Regions from separate parts of the Homo sapiens genome. Here regions 1 and 2 are each linked to region 3. The links are chromatin loops, found by intact Hi-C in ENCODE. Cell type or tissue: heart left ventricle. All regions are shown on one strand.

Region 1 (5,000 bases), 66 kb after region 3:
AAGACATGGGCTGCAGGGGCCTGTCTCATCCCACCACGCTTGTCTAGGGAGATCTCTGAGTGCAGGAGAGATGGCGGGGACAGCCCAAGATAGTGCTGGGGTCAGGGGAAGCGGAGCAGGTAAGCAGAGAGGAGGCTAGCCCTCTGCACAAGGCTGTCAGATCCTTTCCATCACCCAGAGACACGACACGTCCATGCCTGCCCCCGGGAGCCCGGCCACCTGCCCAGACTCAAGCCTCTTGGGAGGGGGCGCAATGACAGTCCACATGGCGAGTCACAGAGGAAGGCAAGACACAGGAAGCAGCTTCGTCTCTGTCCACACAGAGTGCAGAGCCATCTCAGCCAGTCTTGGGGCTTTAACCCATTTATGCCTAGTGTTCCATTACTGGAATGCTAAGCTTGTGGGAGTTACTTATATCCTACTCTTCAAGGTCATTGCCAAGGTCTGATTTTTTATTAAAAAAAAAAATTGCAACCTCCAGCATAAATGGGTTAAATCCCCTTTTTTTATGACCCCCATGTTTATATCCCCAGCCTGGACTTCTCCCCTGAAACCCCCAGACTCTTATCTCCAGCTGCAGATTCAGTGTCTCCACCTGGATGTCCAAACTCAGCCTGTCCAACACTTAATTAATGACCTTTCCCAAACTCACACCGAACTCTTCCCCACTTAATGGCACCTCTGTCTTTCAAGGGCTCTAGCCAAAACCCACTAGCCGTCCTCAGCCCCTCTCCTCTGACACTCCATTTCCAATACATCAGCAAATGTTACCAGCTTTACCTGAATACTACAACCACTGGTCCCCATCTCCACAGCCACCACCCCCCCAGTCCAAGCCATCATCATCTCCTGCCTGGACTAACACAGCCATTTCCCTCCTGGTCCCCTTCACCCTCCCAAAAGTCTGTTCTCTACACACACAGCCAGGGAGATCCCTTTAAATATGTACAGGAGATCAGTCAATCCATGCCTTTAAAATCTCCATGGCTTCCCACTGCACTTAAAATCCAAATCTTTCCATGGTCCCCATGATCTTGTCCTTGTTAATCTCTCTGATCTCATCTTCCAGTACTTCATCCTCCCACACACCTCAATATAAATAATCTTCAGCCACACTCTCATTCTAGATTCTATCCACCTGCCAAATACACTCCTGCCTCAGGACCTTTGCATATGCTGTTCCTGCTTGCAAGATGTTCTCCCCCATTCTGCCCTGAGCAGCCTCCTCATCCATCCGGCCTTAGTTCAAATGTCACCTCCGCCAAGAGGCCCTCCTCTTCTTAATGCAAACTCCTATCTTCCCATCTTGCGTTAGGAGCTCATTTGACAGATGAGGAAACTGAGGTTAAGCAATCTATACAAGCTCCTAAGGGAAAGGCCAGGATAAGCAGGGATCATGGCTGGGATGAAACCATAACCCCCAATCCAACATCAGAGGCCAGGTTTGGAAACTGGTGAGTCTGAGTTTCAACCATGGGTCCTTCCTGCTGTGTGACCTCAGGAAAGTGCACTAGCCTCTCTAAGTCTTCATTTACTCTTCCCAGTGGAATCATAGGAATACAGCACCTTTTAGAATGTCATGGGATAAAGTGAATGGAAGCTCCCTGAAGGCAGGGACCCTGCCTGTCTTGTTCACAGCTACGTCTTCAGGGCCAAATGTAGTGCTCAGCAAATAGCAGGTGCTTGAAAATCAAAGGAAGGTTTGGAATGCGCCTGGCACAGTGCCTGACCCATGCCGGAGACCTCGACTCAGGCTCCTTGGAAGTCTGTGGATCCTGTTTTTGAAACGACAATGAGCGGAGGGGACAGGGACTGGGGTTCCTAGAGGATGTTTTAACAGGGCCTGGGATACTGACAGGAAGTCAAGCTCCAGCCTCCCCAGACTAGAGGGAGACAAAGGCAGCCTCACCCAGCACAGCCAGGGAGGGCAGGAAGCTGGGAGTGCCGCACTCCGCTGGCCTAGATTGGGGCTTCCTGTCCTGGTTTCTTCACACGAGCTCTGCCACCGCTATTGTGCTGCAACAATGGGAGGCTCGGGCCACCCACTGAGGAACTGCAAACAAGCCGGTGTGAAGGCCACAATGGGCAGCTCGTGACCCGGAAAGAATGGGCAGCAGAGGCTCTGGGACCAGCCCTCCTGCTGCCCAAGGCACGACTGGCTTTTCCAGGCAGCACGGCGTCCCCTGCACTGGCAGGATGGTGAAAGGGACCCTCCAGGGCGACTCTTCCTTTGTCCAAGGCTTGACAGCTTTGAAACACTCAGGTCAAAAGCAGCTCTCATCTCCGAAGCCTCCCTTAGACACAATACTGTTCTCAGGATTTCCAGGGCTGCCTGAGAAACTCCTCCAGCCTCGGAAGCTTTGCCCATGCCTGGACCACTTGTCCTCACATCTGCCCAAGTCCTCCTCTTCATTTTATGAATGTGATGATGAAATACGTCAGGGATACAGAAAAGAATAGAGAGAAACAACAAACACCCACAAACTCATCACTACCCAGCTTTGGCAAATCTTAATACTACACCGAATTTGCTTGAAACCATTTGCAAAAAGAAATTCAACAAGTCTAGGGGAGGCACAGACTGGAAACGGGATGAGGAGGCTCTTGGGGGTGCTGGAAATGTTCTATATCTTGATCTGAGCAGTGGAGACACAGGTCACTGCATATGCAAAGCCCCAGCAGTATGCACTCGAGATTAGTTCAGTTTACCCACAGTACCATGCAAATATCAAACCTCCATGTATTAAGTAGAAAAGGCAGAAAGGAATCATTACAGAGAGAGGTGAGCCACTGGGCACCTTCTCTCCCTGCAAGGTACTTGGAGCTGGTGCTCCTCATTCCCACGCATGCCTCTGCCCACTTACCAAGCTGTGTGCATCTATAAGCAAGAGAGAATATTGTTTTGCATGTTCACAACATTTTTATAAGTAGCATGCTTTCAGCAACTTGATTTTCTCACTCAACATCATGTCTTCCACATTTACCCATGTTGATATGTACACTGGGCAACATCTGCTATCCAGACCCCACCCTTACCCCACACCACATCGAGCTGCCAGCACCTGCATCTCTTGGCCTGAAGACCCCGCTCTCATGTGCAGGGCAGGCCAGAGGTGCGGAAGAAGTAAGACTGCCTGGGAGCAGCCCTCAGTGATGGCCAGCAGGACCTGGCATGAAAAGACAGATGAGGAAACTGAGGCACTCGATGGACACTATCTCCCCGAGTGCCTTGATGGATTCAGCTCCGGTGGCCCCCATGGTAACCCGCTTGATGACACACCTTTCTTGGCTGCCTTCTCCTCCCTGCCTCACTCCCCCACTCTCCTATTGATGCTTCCTGGGGTGACCTCCCAAGTATGCTACTTGCCCTTGAATCAGTCTCGGGTCATGTTCTTTGGGGAATCCACAATAAGACAGACCTCAAGTTGTTCATTTCATTGCTTACTAGTCAAAATCACAGCATGAAGTAACCACTGCCATGCTGCAGACACTTGTTTCAAACATCCTTACTGTAAACAATGGCACTCAGGTGTAAGTTCTTTCAGCTGTATACTCTCGTCGACTGGGGTATGGGTATACAAGTTCCTCTAGGTGATGCACATGTTTCCTCGAGCCCAGGCGTTCAAGTTCCTCTAAATGTATATCCAGGTCTTCTGGGGCATAAGAGAAGGACCAGAGAGACTGTTTACTCAGCTCCCAGCCTGAGTGTTTCCAGGGTCCCCAGAGCTCTAGACTGAGCAGGAAGCCACATCATAATTGATTAGTGATGTCTGCCATGGATGTGGCAGGGAGAGGGTTAGAAGGATGATGAGTTTGCCATCTCCAACAAGCTCCCACTTAATGGAGATACCAAGAGTATGAGACACTGGTCTGAGGTCAAACAGCAAACTGGTGACAAAACACAGATTAGAACCAGGTCTCCCGATGCCAGGCCAGGTCTCACCTGTCGCCCTAACCTGAGCCCAGTGGTTCTCAACTTGGGGGTGATTTTACCCCCTAGAAGACATGTGCCAATGTCTAGAGACATTTTGGGTTGTCACAACTGAGGACAGGGGTGCTCCTGGCATCTAGTGTGTAGAGGCCAGGGATGCTGCGAAACACCCTACAGTGCACAGGACAACCCCACAAAGACACAGCTGACCGCAAACAACAGTGACAAGGTCAAGAAATCCTTGCCTCAGAAAAGGCTCTAATTAAAACCTAGAAAAAAATCCAACCTCTTCCACCGCCCAAATACTGTCTAATGCGGGCTCTTCTCACCCCACTGGCTCAGCTGCAGGTACACTGGTCTCCTTTTTGTTTCTTGAACACACCAGGCCCCCAGCATCCAGGCCTTCGCACGTGCTGTTCTTTGCCTACAGAGCTTTTCCCAAGACATTCAATTGGCAGGAGAGGTCCCTCCTCTCACAGGCCACCCCTGGACCCATATAAGAGAGGATCTCACCCACTACATAGCCACCTGAACCCTGTTACCCTTCACAGACGTCTCCGCTATTGGCTGTGCTCTTATCAATTAAGTATGGATAGGTTTGATCATTCAGTATCATCTCCCTCACTAAAGTATCAGCTCCCTCAGGGCAGAAGTCAATTTCCTTGGCCGTCTACGCAGCGCCTGGGACAGAGGCTGGCACACAGCAGGTGCTCAAGAGAGACTGGTATGTGGAGAAAGGATGGGAGAGACAGGGAGAAACTGAGAACAGGCTCCAGAAAGTAAGCTGATATCGAGCTGGGAGAGGCAACTAGAATAAGAACACCTTTTTAACTCACTAACTACACCTTTAGGCCTCATTATGTGCAGGTGCTGCTCTAGGTGTTTTAATCCTCAAACTCGAGGAGGCAGGCATTGTTATTACTATGTCCATTCTACAGAAGAGCCTAAGGCCCAGCGCAGTAAAGACCTTATTTAAAGCCACACGGCTGGCAAGTGAAGGAGCTGGGCCTTAAACCCAGACAGTCTCCATCACGCGCCATCAGTGAGTGACTGTGGACAATGAACCGCA
Region 2 (5,000 bases), 76 kb after region 3:
ACAAAAAATACAAAAATTAGCCAGCCATGGTGGCTCACATCTGTAATCCCAGCTACTTGCGAGGCTAAGACAGGAGAATCATTTGAACCTGGGAAGCAGAGGTTACAATGAACTGAAATCGCACCACTGCACTCCAGCCTGGGTAACAGAGCAAGATTCCATCTCAAAAAAAAAAAAAAAAAAAGAAAAGAAAGAAAAAAAGAAATACTACAGGCAAAGCATTTAAATGGGCTCAAATCCCAGCTCTGCTGCTTACAAGCTCTAAGACCTGAAGTAAATTATTTATTCTCTCTGCCTCCATTTCCTCCTCTATAACGGGGGATAAAATGAGTACACAGGATTACAATGAGAATTACAGAAGCTAACACACATAACAAGCACTTGAATGGTCCCTGGTGCATAGCAGGTGCTCAAAAAACATTAGCTATTATTGGCCAGGCTCACACCTGTGAGCTCACACCTGTAATCCTAACACTGTGGGAGGCCGAGGCAGGCTGATTGCTTGAACCCAGGAGTTCGAGCAATCAATCAATACGGCAAAACCTCATCTCTACCAAAAATACAAACAAACAAACAAAATAGCCAGGTGTGGTGGCGCACACCTGTAGTCCCAGCTACTCGAGAGGCTGAGGTGAGAGCATCACTTCAGCCTAGGAGGCAGAGGTTGCAGTGAGCCAAGATCGCACCACTGCACTTCAGCCTGGATGACAAAGCAAGACCCTGCCTCAAAAAAAAAAAAGCATTGGCTATTATGATCTCCCCATCTTGAGTTTCTAGAGTGTCTGCAGGGAGTCCAAGCCCTGGTGCAGGTAGACAGAACCCACTGTGCTTCCTAAGGAAACCTGGATTTGGATCAACCACATCTGTAGGGCTTCTACATGCACCAAGCACACTCACATTTATCCCACACTATTTTTACTTATTTTTATTAGTTTTTTCCATCCTGCAAATAGCTCTATTATTATAGACTGCCTGCTTCCGAGTCTCCTGAGGTGAGATGAGAAGGGGAAGGCTTTATAAACTGCAGAGCCCCCCACATCCTCATCACCACCAGCGCACCCCTCTGCCCTGCCCCATCCTCCTTGCTGACTGCCAACCACGTGACTTCAGCAAGTCACCACACTTCTGAGTCAATTTCCTGGACCAAACAAAAAGGGGGGGAGGAGTAGTTGTTGAGGTTTAAGTGAAATGATGCAGGTGAACACTTTGTAACTACAAACACTTCCTGGAAAAAGTGGCAGAAAGGCTGAGCCAGGAGAGGGAGGCTGGACTAGGAAAGGGGCAGGAAGTTGCTTGTGATGATATTCTAGGGGGACAAGTCCTCTCCGAGTACCAACCATCCCAGCAAGTGTTAACCAGGGCCTGCCGTGCACCAGGCACCGAGCTGGGTGCTGGAGACACAGATATAAGCCATGACCCTGCCACGGAAGGACTTATGCATTCTTACATTCGCCTGTGTAGTCAGCAAATACTTACTGCACACCTATTATGTGCCAGGCACTGCGCTAAGAGCCAATGACACATCAGTGAATGAACAAATCAGACTAACTCCCCACCTTCACAAAGTAGTGGCAGAGACAGACTATACACTGATTTTAAAATAAAATGGCAGGTAGGAATGATTGCTACAAAGAAAACTAAAGCAGGGTAAGAAAACAGAGAAGGATAAGGTGGGAATGCCATTTCAAGGAGCTGTTCAGAGAAAGCCGTTCTGAGAAGATGGCATTTGAGCAGACACAGGGAGCAAACAGCATTGCGTGTATCGGAGGACACAGCATCATGGGCAGGGTCAACAGCCGGGGCAAAGGCCCCGAGGCACATTCAGTCTTTCCAGGACAATCCTATCGAAAACGTCTATCCCTGCTCTGTTTTCCTCACAGCACCTGTCACCATGGACATTATGTGTGTTTATATCAGTCTATTATCCATCTAGCCCACTTGAGTCTCACCTCCAGGAAGGCAAGGATGTTTGTCTGTCTAGGTCACTGTGGTGTCCCAGAGCCTAGGATTGGACCCAGCACACAGCAGACCCTCGAAAAGGATGTGTTTAATTAATTAGTCAATCAATCATCTAGAGTAGACTACTCCCACCCCCACCCAGATTCTAGGCCCTGGTAAAAGGTGCCCAGTTCTCACCCCACCCCGCCCCGTTCCCCACCACATCGGGAGAGGAAGTTGATGCAAAAAACAAGTTGCAACAACCTGTCATGAAGAGGTCTGATGCAACAGTGGGGGAAGGCAGTGGGGGACACTGAGAGGAACCCAATGCTTTTCTTCACGCAGCCCCCATCAAGGGGCTGGGGCCTGGCCTACAAACTTTCCTGAGTTCACCAACAACCCATCCTTCCTTCAACAGATATTTATGCAGAGCCTCCTCTACATGATGGGGCTACCTTATGGGTCTCAAACTGGTAACTCAGAGGCATCATTCCTTTGGCCTGCAGAGGGGTTTGAGAAACTTGGGCCTAAGTTTGAATATCAGGTTTCCCATTAAAATCCAAATTCCAAGCTTCTTTTGAAAAAACTGACACATGGGTCTCAAATGCCCACAAGGCTGCAGGTGCTGTAGAGCAGAGTGATAGCCATCACCTTCACCCAGGACAAGTGCTCCTCAATTTCCCACCACCCAACCCACTGCTGCGCCCTGTGAACACCTGAGTGTGAGACTTCTGTCCTAGACACAGGCAAGGCAAACCTGAACCTGCTACTTCGCCTTTACCCTCACCCAGGGCAGACATCACTAATGGAATGCAGATCTTTTTCCTGCTAAGTCTTCTCCAAGCCGTTCAGAATTTATCTCCCTTCACTGTTGTCAGAAATGGTCTAAAATCCTTCCCATTCACAACCCAGCTTCTCCCTACTCCTTTGGGCTCCTCAGTTGTTGATTTTTTTCCTGAAAAATGGGCTCATCAGAGTGGGATTCTAGCAGAGATTCTCAACTTTGGTACCTTGACAGTTCAGTGGATAGTTCTTTGCTGTGAGGGATGTCCTGAGTATTATAAGACACTCAGCAGCTTCCCTGCCCTCTACCCTCTAGATACAAATAACAACCCTCCTCTCCTCAGTTGTGACAATCAAAAATGTGTCCAGACATTGCCCATGTCCCCTGGAGGCAAAATCATCCTTGGTTAAGAACCATTGCATTATAGCAAAGCTAAGAAAATGGCCTCTAGACAGAGCCAAGTATTTTGGGTTCAAATCCTGGTTCGGTCATTTGCTGGCTGTGTGACCCTAAACAGCCTCTCTGTGTCTCAGCTTCCCTCTCTATGAAATGGGGATATAAAAATGGTACCTGACTGCTAATGGTATGAAGTTTCTTTTTTTTTTTTTTTTTTTGAGACAAAGTCTCGCTCTGTCACCCAGGCTGGAGTGCAGTGGCACCATCTCAGCTCACTGCAACCTCCGCCTTCTGGGTTCAAGCGATTCTTCTGCCTCAACCTCCCAAGTAGCTGGGATTACAGGTGCATGCCTCCACACCTGGCTAATGTTTGTATTTTTAGTAGAGACAGGGTTTCACTATGTTGGCCATGCTGGTCTCAAACTACGGACCTCAGGTGATGCACCTGCCTTGGCCTCCCAAAGTTCTGGGATTACAGGCGTAAGCCATCATGCCCAGCCAATATGAAGTTTCTTTCTGAAGTGATGAAATGGTCCTAAAATTAGATGGTGGTACAACTCTATGAATATACCGAAAACCATTCACCTGTACACTTCAAATGGGTAAACTGTATGGTGGTACGTGAATTATATCTCACACTATTACACCAAAAGAAGAAAAAAGAAATAGATACCTGCATCACGGGGGCATGGGGAGAATTTGATGGGTTAGGATAAAATGCACTAGGAAGCACTGTACGAACTGTAGCCCTTATCGTCAGCACCAGCCCTCGCCCATCTGGGGCCTGCATGGGCGTGTGGCTGGAAGGAAAAGCCTCAAGTGACGGAGACAGTGGTGGCTGGGAACAGGCCCTGCTTTGGGTGGCATTTCCCGCCGGAATGTCCTGGACAAAGAGAACCAAGTCACTCGGGGCCCCAGGATGCAGGGCGGGGTGGCTGGACATCCTGGGGTCCTTGTGCCTGTCTGCAGCAGGACAATGAGTGGAATGCGGTCTCCTCTCTGTGGGGCTGACACTTGACATCTGAAGACAATGACTTTCAAGAGGTTTTGTTTTTTCCTCAGTCCAACTATTTTTTTTCCATCTTCCCAAACAATTGTTCCTGGGGCTGGAGGGCGAGCAGTCCCCCCTTAGCTGGTGAAGGATTGTATTTGTAGAGTCAGGAAACAATGCACAAAAGTGAGAGAATGTAAAAATAGTGGCATTCAGGGCCCAGGCCTCAGTGAGGGAGGTGCAGCCATGGAGGTTTCCTCCCATTGATTTTTCCCAGAGCCTGCTCGGCCCCAGGGAGGGAATTCTGGCAGCAGAAGGGCCAGTCTTAGGAGTACAGACACTGGCTGCTTGGCTGCAGCTTGGGGTCTTCAGTTTAGGGAGTGTCAACTATGTACCCAATGCTTCCCACGATTGCCTCATCCTAGACAATCTCATCTCCATTTTACGAAAAAGGAGACCGAGGTTCTCAGTGGCTGACGCGGCAGCCTCAGAGCATGCAGCTAAGCAGACAAAGCTGGCCTCTGACCTCGGGGCCATCAGAGTCCAGGCTCTGACTTTCTGCCACATCCACTCTAACCCTCTCTTGCGATCTCAGCTTCCCTGACCAGCCACTCACTTCCCACTAGTGATGGGGCCACATCATTAAAGTTGTGACCCCCAAGCTCCACAAGGGAAGAAACTTCTGTCCCTGGAGCCCAATACAGTGCCAGGCCTTCTGATCCAACGTGAAAGGAGGGAGAACTTGCAGGACAGAAAGGACCCAGAGCTTGCAGACATCAGAGGACTCTCAGAGAGGCCCCAACAGCCCTTGACCATTGTGGTGGGCTGAACAATAATCCCTCAAAGACGTCCACATACTAATCCACGGAACCTGTGAATACACCACCTTCC
Region 3 (5,000 bases):
CAGAACCAGCCGGGGCCTGCCGTGTCTAAAGCTGGCAGCCACTCTTCAGTGTAGCCCATCATGGCCCATTATGTTAGAAGACGAACGCATCTAACAGCTTCTCGGGAGAGTGAGGAAATCCAGCATTTCCTGTGAAATCTCCCCATCATTAAATGTTCATATCGAGTCCAACATTTTCTGAAAGCACTACGTGGGCCGAGGAAAACATGTCTGCTAACTCTATCAGGTCAGTGGGGCACTGCTAGCCACCTCTGGGGTACAGGGGAGAGTGTTCTGGGCAAGGGGATCAGCGCACACAGAAGCCCTGAGAGGTAAGGTCAGGAAACCAGCGATCTGCCAGTGGGGAGGGGCGCTGGCATGCAAAGGGCAGCTAGGTCCAAGCTCCCAGAAAGACACAGCTCAGGACAGTGTGAGGAGAGCTGGAGATACAAGGAGAAGGCAATCTAGCTTGATGGGCAGTCTGAGAGTCAGGGATGGCATGGTGAGCTGAGAGTTAGGATGTGTCAGCTTTCATCCCTCCTTCCTTCCCGCCTCCTAGAATCATTCACCCACTAAACATCTATTTAGCCTACAATGGGCCACGGCCAGGGTGAGGCACAAGGAATACATTCTGCAGTCTTCCTAAGAAAGCCGCCTGAGCTCAGGCCCAAGGTACCACTTATGACCCAACACAAGAATCCCTTGTTCTTGCCTGATTCCTCCATGGGCCGTGGGCTCCAAGAGGGTAGGGACTGGGGGGTACCCAGTGGAATACCCATCCCTGTGACTCCACGGCTCAGGGATGCCTCCTGGAGATGACAATGTTGGACAAATCCTTACCGACCCTCTCGTGCACACTAACACCCTGCACCTGTGCGTACAGGTGGCCAAGACACCAAGGCCCCTTCCACCTTGGAGCTTTCCCTCTGGCAGACGTCCATAACTGAACAGCATCTAATCTCTGCCAAGGGTGAAACCCAAGGCCTTCGTCCAGGAAGCTTTTCCTGACGGCCCCTGCCAGACACGCCGCGTCATACCTGGTAACCCTGAGCTCCGACAGCTCCACCAATGCCCTCGATCTGGATCCTCATCTCACTCCACTACCGAGACTCCTCCAGTGGCTTCCCACAGCACCAAGACGGAAATGTGAGCTGCCTGCCAAGGCCCTGCCTGAGGTGACCCACTTTAACTGCTGAGGCCACATCTCCTGCCCCTCTGACCACTCAGGCTCCAGCCACAATGGCCTCCTCCTGTTCCACCATCACTCAAAGCTCACTGCAGCCTCAGGGCTTTCGCGCCTACTGCTTCCTAAGCCAGGAATGCTGTTCCCCACACCCTCTCATGGCTGGCTCTTGCTTGTCTTTCAGATCGTGGTTAAATGTCACTTCCCCTGAGAGGTCCTGACTGCCCACTCTTCTGAACCAGCCCCATTTCCTCTTGTCCTGACTTCACGCTAAGTATTTCCTTAGCGCATTCATCAAGTTGCTGAAATTCCCTTCTTTCTATCTGTCTCCTCTTCTGTTGTCTGATTTCCCCCACTGGATGCTTACCTCTATGAGGGCAGGGACTTCATCTGTCCTATTCCCGACTGGCACATAGCAGGGACTCGGTAACACTGAGTGGGTGAATGAATGAGTGAATCTGTTTTGTCTCCCCTACTAATCTGACGATGCCAGAGGGCACAGGCCATGCTCCTCCCAGGACACCCTCCACATTAATACACACAGATTTTATTCTTTGCTTTTTAAATGTGGCATCTAAGAGATTTTTCTCTGAGTAGGGCAGAAAGAGGCCCCTCCTTCATACACTCATCATGCACAGCCAGTACGATTCCCACGAGTCTCACCAGCACTGTGCTGCACACGTCACGTGTTCTCTCACTGTATCCTCCGACAGTCCTCAGAGGCACATTTTATTATCTCCCTTTAACTGATCGTTCACTGAGGTTCAGAGAGGTTAAGAAACTTCCCCAATGTCACACAGCTAGAAAGTGAGGGAACCAAGACTTGAGTCCAAGTCTAACTCAAAGCCAACCCTTGGGGGTGATAAAGACAAATCAGGCCAGGTGCAGTGGCTCACGCCTGTAATCCCAGCACCTTGGGAAGCCAAGGCGAGAGCATTTGCAAGACCCCCATCTGTACAAAAAAAAATAAAAATTAGCTATAGAAGCCTAGCACAGTGGCACACACCTGTAGTCTCAGCTACTCAGGAGGCAGGAAGATCGCTTGAGCCCAGGAGTTTGAGGCTACAGTGAGTTATGATCACACCACTGTACTCCAGCCTGGGCAACAGAGCGAGACCCTGTCTCTAAAAACCAAAAGATAAATCAGACACTTTTTATATTCATGCAGTTCCCTAACAGTGGAGACAGATGTAGAGAGAGGAACTGCTAGGGAAAAATAAAATGTGCTGAGTAGAAATAAAAATGAATAGACAGGCAAAGTACAGTGGGAGACAGCACCAGTGTCGCTTTGTGATCTTGTACAGAACCCTTCCCCTCTCTGTGCCTCGGTTTCCTCACTTTTAAAATGGGGGTAGTGGCAGTGACTGTTTCACGGTGTTGTGTGGGGATTAAAAGACATGGCTGAATGCCAGCACATGCAGCAAAGGGCTTGATCAATATCTCGGAGGCTACCAAGTCCTTCTACCCTGGAGGACCAGGGACGCATCTTGGACAAGAAGATTCAGTAGCGGGACCCTGGCGGGGGTAGCAGGATCACACACCCTACGGCTGTGTGCAGAGCAAAGCCGTGCAGGGAGAAGAGTTTATCAGAATAATCTCCTGCAGAAAGGCTGGCCCTTTCGGACCTGCAGTTACAAAACAAGCTGCTATCTTGGCCCCATTTCAAATGGGCAGTAAAAGAAATCTCTCTAATCCTTCCTGAGGAGGCAGAACTCCTCGAAGTTCTGATCACAGACAGGCTGCCTCATCGGTCCGGACTGAGCAGTTTGGCAGGAGATGGGAAGGTTCTCTGGCCCCAGGGGGCCCGGAAGCAGGCCCCTCCTGAGAGAAAAACCTCCTTTCCTGTGGGATTAGGAGTTGGCTGAAAAGGCCAGCCAGGCTGCCCCGCCCCGCCTGCCCCAGCCAGCAGGACTCCAAGGCCCAAACTCTCCTCTCCATGGAAGCTCAGAGCTGGAGTTCCTGATCTTTGAGGAAAATAGGGCACCAAGGCCCTTGAGGGCAACAGGGCAATAGAGTCCATGGCGCCCTGCAGGTTTGAACCCTTCTACTTGCTGCCCCTCCACCACAAGCCTCAGGCCATGAGTGCCAGCTGTCCCCAAGTCCACACTAAGCCTCCGTGGCCTGCCCAACATCCATACTGCACCCTGAATGTCTATCAGCATTTCAGCCTCCACCGGGCTCCTGCTCCTTCCCAGGGACCTGCTCCTGCCTCCCCGCCTCTTCCTCCCCTTGGCTTCCGGAGGAGTGCCACCTTCTCGCCAGCAGCTCCACTCAGAGGTCTCTGCCCCCTCCTCCTTCCAATGCCATCATCGGGCCCCAGGGCCCAGGCCTGCCTCTTCTATCCCTTCAGGTTCCCCTGCACAGTTCAGGCCGTCTCATGGCTTTAAAGACCATTTAACACCATCTCCCATGTGTAGGTCCCCAATGCAGACCTTTCTCCCCAAGTCAAGATTTTGCAACCAACCAACAAGCCCACATCTCCATGTGGGTGTCTACCAGCCTGACATAACCCGTCCACAACTGCACTCGTGGGCTTCCCACGGCCCCCTGCAGCCTGCTCCTCCCGCCATCTTCTTCTCCTTCTCAAAGGAGCAACTGCAGCTTTCCAGCGCCTTAAAGTCCTGAACTCCCTTTACTTTTCCACCCCATCAGCAAATGCTGTTGCCTTTCAAGTTATCCAGAACACAGCCACTGCTCCCTGTCTCCACAATGACCATCCTGGCTCAAGCCTGGCCCACACAACCTCTCACCTGGTCCACAGCACTGTGATAAAGTGGCAGCTTTTACCCTAGGCCTCTGCAAAGGCTTTAGGGAAGTTGGGGGGAGTTTAAGTCCTTACATTCTAAATAAAGTTCCCGCATTGCCGGCAAACCTCTCTCCCCAGCTGCACCACAAGCTTCATGAGGTTGCAAGCCCTTGGCACTGTCCTCTCCGGAGTGTCTAGCACATTGTAGGGCCTTAAAACAGCCTGACCATTTTACAAGGACTGGATTTCTTCTACCTCTCCCGTGCCCCAGCCCTCTCCCTCAGGTGACCTGCGTGTAAGAGCCAGCCTGTCACACCTGTGTTCTGACCCCTTTGAACTCCAGTTATAAAATGGGGCTGTATTTCCCAAACAGAGAAAGTGGAGGCTCTGGGCACTGAGAAGTTTATAGAAGCTTCCCTCGCCCCTCACATGTAACTCAGGAAGAGACGCCTCACCAGATACTCTCCCTGCCAACACCCTGACCTAGGACTGCCAGCCTCCAGAACTGTGAAGCAATACATTTCTGTTGTTTAAGCCACACCAGTTTTGTGCACTTTGTTATGGCAGCCCCAGCCAAAAAAAAAATGGGGTGGGGGTGGGGGGCCTACCTTTATTCTTCCAGCCCTTAAAACACCTTTGTAATCAATTACCTGTGTTCAATACCTCTCTGCTTGAAATGCCTAGAGTGGCTTCTCTTTTCCCAAGTGCTACAGCAGCATTTTTCAAACCGTTAGTGCTTTGTGAAACAATGTCATGGGTCTTGCCAGCATTAATTTTGAAATGAATGAAGAAGCAACTTGAATAGAATAGAAAGAACAGAAGAGAACAGAAACAGATATTTTCAGAGTGGGATCAAGCACAGTAAGCTCTGTGAAACCTCAGCTTCAATCATATATTACATGAATGGGTGTACCAGGTCACAATGGAAAATTATGTCTGGTAGTAGGTTGAAAGACCTGATTTAGGGACCCCACTAGCCTTCTTGATCTCTGAGGGCTGCTCCATAAGGATTCAGGTCCTTTTGTCACTCTGCCCAGGATGGCTCCTGGGCAGGGCCAGGCTGCATGGGTGGATGGGGATGATCTGCCCCAC

The links. A loop is a pair of places that touch in the nucleus more often than their neighbours do. Peaks named below come from ENCODE experiments on the same cell type or tissue, not always from the same donor. Only the 100,000 strongest peaks of a DNase experiment are listed, where the experiment ranks them.
Region 1: it touches region 3 in a loop (2.4-fold over the local background); 4 of 110 quality-filtered maps call a loop at or near these places.
Region 2: a loop joins it to region 3, with 2.5 times the contacts of the local background. A loop is called at or near these places in 4 of 110 quality-filtered maps.

The regions. Positions count from the first base shown.
Region 1 is chr20:48,749,408-48,754,407 of GRCh38, forward strand. The region is part of intron 1 of PREX1 (phosphatidylinositol-3,4,5-trisphosphate dependent Rac exchange factor 1); the gene reads right to left. Among named protein-coding and RNA genes, the nearest start is that of PREX1, 76 kb to the right of the region's middle. RefSeq lists enhancers at 19-614, 2,217-2,346. In heart left ventricle, no CTCF peak of the experiment used is centred here; a DNase peak (open chromatin) is centred at 2,014; H3K27ac peaks cover 1,151 bases.
Region 2 is chr20:48,759,385-48,764,384 of GRCh38, forward strand. The region is part of intron 1 of PREX1 (phosphatidylinositol-3,4,5-trisphosphate dependent Rac exchange factor 1); the gene reads right to left. Among named protein-coding and RNA genes, the nearest start is that of PREX1, 66 kb to the right of the region's middle. RefSeq lists a silencer at 1,437-1,486 and enhancers at 2,017-2,066, 3,513-4,288. In heart left ventricle, no CTCF peak of the experiment used is centred here; DNase peaks (open chromatin) are centred at 2,167 and 4,010; H3K27ac peaks cover 3,977 bases.
Region 3 is chr20:48,683,607-48,688,606 of GRCh38, forward strand. All of the region lies in intron 10 of PREX1 (phosphatidylinositol-3,4,5-trisphosphate dependent Rac exchange factor 1), which reads right to left. Among named protein-coding and RNA genes, the nearest start is that of PREX1, 140 kb to the right of the region's middle. RefSeq lists an enhancer at 1-172. In heart left ventricle, no CTCF peak of the experiment used is centred here; a DNase peak (open chromatin) is centred at 3,001; H3K27ac peaks cover 623 bases.